2 separate regions of the Homo sapiens genome follow, and region 2 is linked to region 1. The links are chromatin contacts, found by Hi-C or POLR2A ChIA-PET in ENCODE. All regions are on one chromosome and are shown on one strand. Each heading gives the region's core, a stretch centred on a gene start or an enhancer-like site at or near the end of the contact. The rest is flanking DNA. Distances are from core to core; before and after follow the strand shown.

Region 1 (2,908 bases), core at 284-2,783:
TACCTCTCACTTAAAAGTGACTGTTCACTGAATTCCGCAGAATGAACTAAGGTGGCAGGCAGGGGCCCTCAGAGATGCCATAAGTTACACCACCTGAGGATGCTTTCAGAGCACCACCTGCGTGTGGCTCTTTGCCATCTTGCCTTGGCTCACTTCCCTGTGTGCTTGGAAAGTAGAGACGATAGGCGAGACCTCAAAATGTAACTTACTTCCAAGCTATCTCCTTTTCAAAGCCCAGATCCCCCAATAATTTTGCAACCAACATGAAGAGGAGTTTCTGCCCAGTGGGCTGCTTTTTGGGAGAGACTGTGAGCAGATGACTTCATATTAACCCAGATCTAGTCAACCTTCTAGCCTGAAAAAACCTAAAATGCATAGTAGATAGTTTACATACGGACCGAGGCTGAATGAGCAAAAAGGTGGAGAGATGGATAATGAACACAGAAACAAGTATGACAATTTCAGTAAAGAAGATAAAATGGTGCGAGTATATGCTGACGGTAGGGTATTGCTTTAACTGTGCTGGTCAGGGAAATCCTTTCTGACTGGTGAAAAGCAGAGAAAGAGACCAAGGTGAAAATTCCCCCAAAAGTGTGAACCTGATCATAATTTTTTTTAATTTAATTTTTAGAGCCAGTGTCTTTCTCTGTCACCCAGGCTGGAGTGCAGTGGTGCGATCATAGCTCACTGCAGCCTCCAAACTCCTAGCCTCAAGCCATCCTCCTGCCTCAGCCTCCCAAAGCGGTGTAATTACAAGCATGAGTCACCATGCTCGACCCTCATCATAATTTTTTTTTTTTTGAGATGGAGTCTCAGGCTGGAGTGAAGTGGCGCACTCTCGGCTCACTGCAACCTCCGCCTCCCGAGTTCAAGCGATTCTCGTGCCTCAGCCTCCCAAGTAGCTGGGATTACAGGCGTGCACCACACACCCGGCTAATTTTTGTTAATTTTAGTAGAGACGGTTTCACCATGTTGGCCAAGCTGGTCTCGAACTCCCGACCTCAGGTGATCCACCCGCCTCGACCTCCCAAGGTGCTGGGATTACAGGCATGAGCCACCCGGCCTTCCTCATCATAATGTGTATGTCCAAAATGTATGCATCAGCAGTAAAAGTGAAAGCCAGAATGAAAAAGGAAGGTGATGAGAGGGGTAAAGTCTCATGTGGTTGGAACCATTTTGGGAAACAGGACAGGAATGATAGCAATTAAGAAGCCGGTCCACACTATTTGCTATCCTAGGTCTGAATAGTGAAGAGAAAATGAAAGGAGAGCGCCAAGGGTAAGAGAAAGAAATTAGCTATTCCACCTCCTGGTTGGCTACTGTCTTCCTGCCCTCTTCCCCATGGCACAGCAACTCCTCCACCTGCTGAGGACCCTAGCCTAAGCTGCAGCGCCCCAGAGCCTCAGCACCCCCGCGACCCAGCTCCCACGAGGGGCACGGGTTCTAGCTCCGCCCCGCAAGAAGGACTTCCGCGTCCTCGGCCGTCCCGCTCCCCCCGCCCCAACCCAGCGGTTCTGCGCATGCGCGGGGGCCATATTAGCAGCGGTTATTCGGTGAGCGGTGGTGGTTTATTCTTCCGTGGAGTTAAGGGCTCCGTGGACATCTCAGGTCTTCAGGGTCTTCCATCTGGTGAGCCTTTGGCCCCTTGGGGCCCGCGGAAGCTTGGCCGCTTTCCCATTGGGCGGGGGTCGTGAACGTCAAGACAGTCGGTCCCGGCCTGCAGTTGCCGCCGAGGAGCCGTGGGCACGATGACTCTGCACCGCCTCCTCTGTGACGGACCGACCGCCGGGAATGGCCCCCGCCGGCCGCCGTCGGGGGCTTCCCAGTGCCAAGCCTGGACGCCGGGGCCCGCGAGGGGGCGGGCTGAGGGTGGGGGTCTGTGGGCAGGACCGAGAGTTGGGGTGGCTTCCGTCCTCAGGAGTTCGGTACGTGAAAGTTAGCTCTCCCGGAGGTGCCGGTGAACTCAAAATAGTGCTGTGCCCGGCGTCAGGCGTGGAGACAACAGAAAGTTGTGCTTAAAGCTCGAATCAGAAATCCCCGGCGAGTGTCTCTGTGTCCTCCCTGCTTCTCTGCTCTGTGCCATCCTTACTTTGCACCATTCCTATTGCAATTACCTCAACCAGTTCGCTGCCCTCGGTCTCTCACCAGCCAGAGTGATCATTTAAAATGCCAATCAGTTCCTGTGGGCCTTGGGAATCATTCAGAGGAGCCCCATTGGCTGAGAGATAAAATTCTGTTTTTACCTGGGCACGCGGGCTCTCCAGGATTTGATTCCAGCTTACCTTTCCAGTCTTGATTCCCTATATTCCAGTATTTGGAAATGTGGGCCTTGGACTGAGGCTTTACCAAATAACGCTGAACACCTAGTATTGCCTTTTGCACGAATGGTACTGATGGTGCCCAAGATAACTGCCTCCACCCCCAAGTTCAGGACCCAGATCACTCTCTGGAGAAGGCCTCAGCCTCTTGCCTTGGCTTTCAAGGCTCTGCGTGATTTGGATACTCGCTTAGCTCTTATTTATATATATTTTAAAAGCATCAGCAGTTTATCTCATGCCCACTAAACTATCCTGCCTCCGTACCCTTTGTTCATACTTTCTGCTCTGTGTGGAATGCCCTTCTTTCTTCCCCTGTTCTTTCTCTTAGACCCAAGGGTTCTCAGCCTTATTTCTGCCTCTCCCATCTCTGATTTACTTTCATTTTCTGTATCGATTTCTCAAAAAATACTTTCTTGATTCTTTCATCATCCCTTTTCCCACCCTACCCCCGGTTCCTCTTTCCACATTATAATCTATGACTGCCTCTCTCACCTAACTGCCAGTATTAGCTTTTCAGGACAGGAACTGGTTTTACACATTTTGGTATTCCAGCATCTAGCATAATGCCTGACACTTAGCTGAATAAAGGG
Region 2 (2,908 bases), core at 270-2,769, 54 kb before region 1:
CTTTAGAAAAAAGAAGAAAGAGAAAAAATGGTTTTGTTAACATGTACTTATATATGTGCACCTTTTGTTTACTCTGTGTGAATGATGTCAGCCTGTATCTTAATAATTTTCAACATAAAGGCTGTAATTTTAAATTTGTTGTAAATGAAGCAAATCAGTAGAATAAAGTGGACAAAATAATGACAGTAAGTTTATGAATTCATACTTTAATCTGTTAAATAAATTACTTCTCACTTTTTACTTTAATATGGGTGAGAGAGGGAAAGAAACATTGCCATAATAAATCATTGTTTGTTGGCTGTGCAGGTCTTTTGGCTAAAAAGGCTGTTGAAGCTGGTCTGCGTGTTAAACCTTATATAAGAACAAGTTTATCTCCAGGCAGTGGGATGGTTACACATTACCTCAGTTCAAGTGGAGTATTACCATATCTAAGTAAGCTTGGGTAAGTAACAGCTATCGCACTTCATATTGATATTGGTGTTCAGTAGGTACTGAAGCTGCTTGTTTGTGCCTTTCATATACAAAGAGAAGATAGAAAAAATATGCTTTAGTTTTACTTGCTACCTTGCCATTACCATACAATTTTTGATGCCTTATCACTCAGGAAACACTTATTGGGCATATCAAATGAGCAAAGCACCAGGTTGGATACACAGAAGTAGGAGATGTGGTCTTAGCTTCAAGATACTTAGTTGGGAAGACAAGACAAACAAGTACAACCAAATAACAGTTACAGTGTAAGAAACGATACCAAGTATGCACAATTTCTGTGAGTTGTGTAGGTCAGTTCAAAAAAGAAAGAAATCTTATAGTTTGCATTTATTAACTGAAAATTGTCTTAATTTTAGTTTTATGAGGTTATTGGGTCTATAATACATAAGTTTAAATTGTCCCTGAACTTTGGAGAAAGTAACTTATGTTTTTTGGGCTGGGCGCGGTGGCTCACGCCTGTAATCCCAGCACTTGGGGAGGCCGAGGCAGGCAAATCATGAGGCCAGGAGTTTGAGACCAGCCTGGCCAATATGGTGAAACCCCGTCTCCACAAAAAATACCAAAATTAGCCAGGCGTGGTGACGCACACCCATAGTCCCAGCTACTCAGGAGGCTGAGGCAGAAGAATTGCTTTAACCTGGGAAGCGGAGGTTGCAGTGAACCCAGATCGTGCCGCTGCACTCCAGCCTGGGCGACAGAGCGAGACTCCATCTCAAAAAGAAAAAAAAAAAAGTAACCTATGTTTTTTATGTAATCCAAAACAATTGATGCTAGTTGTGTGGGGATTTTTTGGTTTTGAGACAGTGTCTTGCTCTATTGCCCACACTGGAGTGCAGTGGTGCAATCACAGCTCATTGCAGCCTCGACCTCCTAGGCTCAATCAGTCTTCCTACCTCAGCCTCCTGAGTGGCTGGGACCGCAGGTGTGCACCACCACACCCAGCTAATTTTTATGTTTTTAGCAGAGACAGAGTTTCACTGTGTTGGCCAGGCTCGTCTCAAACTTGTTCCCTTAAGTGATCGGCTCGTCTTGGCCCCCGAAAGTGTTGGGATTACAGGCCTGAGCCACCACACCCAGCCTAGTTATATTTTCGGTGTGTATTTTGGAACATATGAGTCATCAATTCCATTGCAAAACTGATAAATTTTAGACTTTTTTGCTTTTAGAATAGCATCTGAAAGTAATTTAGAGGACTGTGCCTGTAATCTTTTGGTTATATTATCTTGGATTTATTGTCAGAGACTCTTCTTGGGTTTAACTGGTTGATAATTGAGAGATTACTCCTATCAGAGTGCCCAATTACAATCAATGCCTCTTTTGGGACCTTTGGTCAGGTTATTATAGCCAGGTCCTCTTTACATTTTAAACTCTTGGATGGAAGTACAGTATCAATTATTTTAAAAGGTCATGTTATATTCCTAGCAAGTAGTATTTGGGGGAATTCTCTTGTACAGTGATAAGTGCTATTAAGGCTCTTCAAAGGTTTGCATTCACCTTTGAGACCAGCCTGAGCATTTTTATTTTTTATTTTACAAAAAATAAAAAAATTAGCTGGGCCTGGTGGCGAGCGCCTGTGGCCCCAGCTACTTAGGAGGCCAAGGAGCAGGATTGCTTGAGCCCAGGAGGTTAAGGCTGCAGTGAGCTGGTTCAAATAGCATGCCTGAGAGTTAGACTTGATTGCTCAGAATCTTCTGAGGTGAATATATTGATGAAGGTTAATCCATGTGTCATGAATAGTCTTTTAAGTAATCTTATTACAGTGATAGAAATACAAGATAAGACTTGTCCTTTCTCTATAAATGTTGTGATGTGCTATTCAGTCACTTTTTTTTTGAAATGCAGATTTGAAATCGTTGGCTATGGATGTTCAATTTGTGTGGGAAATACAGCACCCTTATCAGACGCAGTTTTAAATGCAGTAAAACAGGTAAAATGTGTGGATTGGCAAGACATCTAAATGATTTTCTTAACTATGTTTTGTTACTAAATTATAGAAAATATATATTGATGTGTTTATATTTCTGTAAACTCTGCACCTCTTGGCAATAGTAACCTGTGAATCTTTAAATGATTCAATGAATCATTTGTAGATCCTTGAAATAATTCCTTCATAATACAAGGAATTGATTTAGTTTATTTGCAAGATGCATAGTTCTATATTTAAAAATTAGTAATATGTTTTTTGGTTAATCTCGCCCTCAGACTTTAAGATTGCTTATATATGATTATCCAGATTTGTACCATCTCTAGAATTGAATTTATTTGTTTGTGTGTTTGTGTTTTTTTCAGGGTGATTTGGTTACCTGTGGAATTTTATCTGGAAACAAAAATTTTGAAGGTCGTCTTTGTGATTGTGTTCGTGCCAATTATCTTGCCTCTCCACCCTTAGTGGTAGCTTATGCCATAGCAGGCACAG

Evidence for each region. A loop is a pair of places that touch in the nucleus more often than their neighbours do. ChIA-PET counts read pairs that join two places held with the same protein, here RNA polymerase II (POLR2A). Pooled maps may share reads with other maps.
Region 2: a map of endothelial cell of hepatic sinusoid shows a loop between it and region 1 (4-fold over the local background). The contact joins the enhancer-like site here to the promoter of PSMA4 in region 1. A Hi-C loop is called at or near these places in 1 of 168 maps with a recorded cell type or tissue (endothelial cell of hepatic sinusoid) and 1 of 50 pooled maps. POLR2A ChIA-PET finds 5 or more read pairs at or near these places in 12 of 52 experiments (A549, AG04450, B cell and 9 more).

Annotation. Positions count from the first base shown.
Region 1 is chr15:78,538,911-78,541,818 of GRCh38, forward strand. PSMA4 (proteasome 20S subunit alpha 4) reads left to right here and starts at 1,534. Exons shown (of 9, transcript NM_002789.6): 1 at 1,534-1,629. RefSeq lists enhancers at 1,572-1,681, 1,790-2,682 and a silencer at 1,762-2,031.
Region 2 is chr15:78,485,399-78,488,306 of GRCh38, forward strand. It overlaps IREB2 (iron responsive element binding protein 2), which reads left to right. Exons shown (of 22, transcript NM_004136.4): 13 at 307-442; 14 at 2,335-2,419; 15 at 2,782-2,908. Among named protein-coding and RNA genes, the nearest start is that of HYKK, 21 kb to the right of the region's middle. Within about 2 kb of position 1,520, at least 2 of the 41 ENCODE cell types and tissues checked have a DNase peak (open chromatin) inside an H3K27ac peak, as active enhancers do.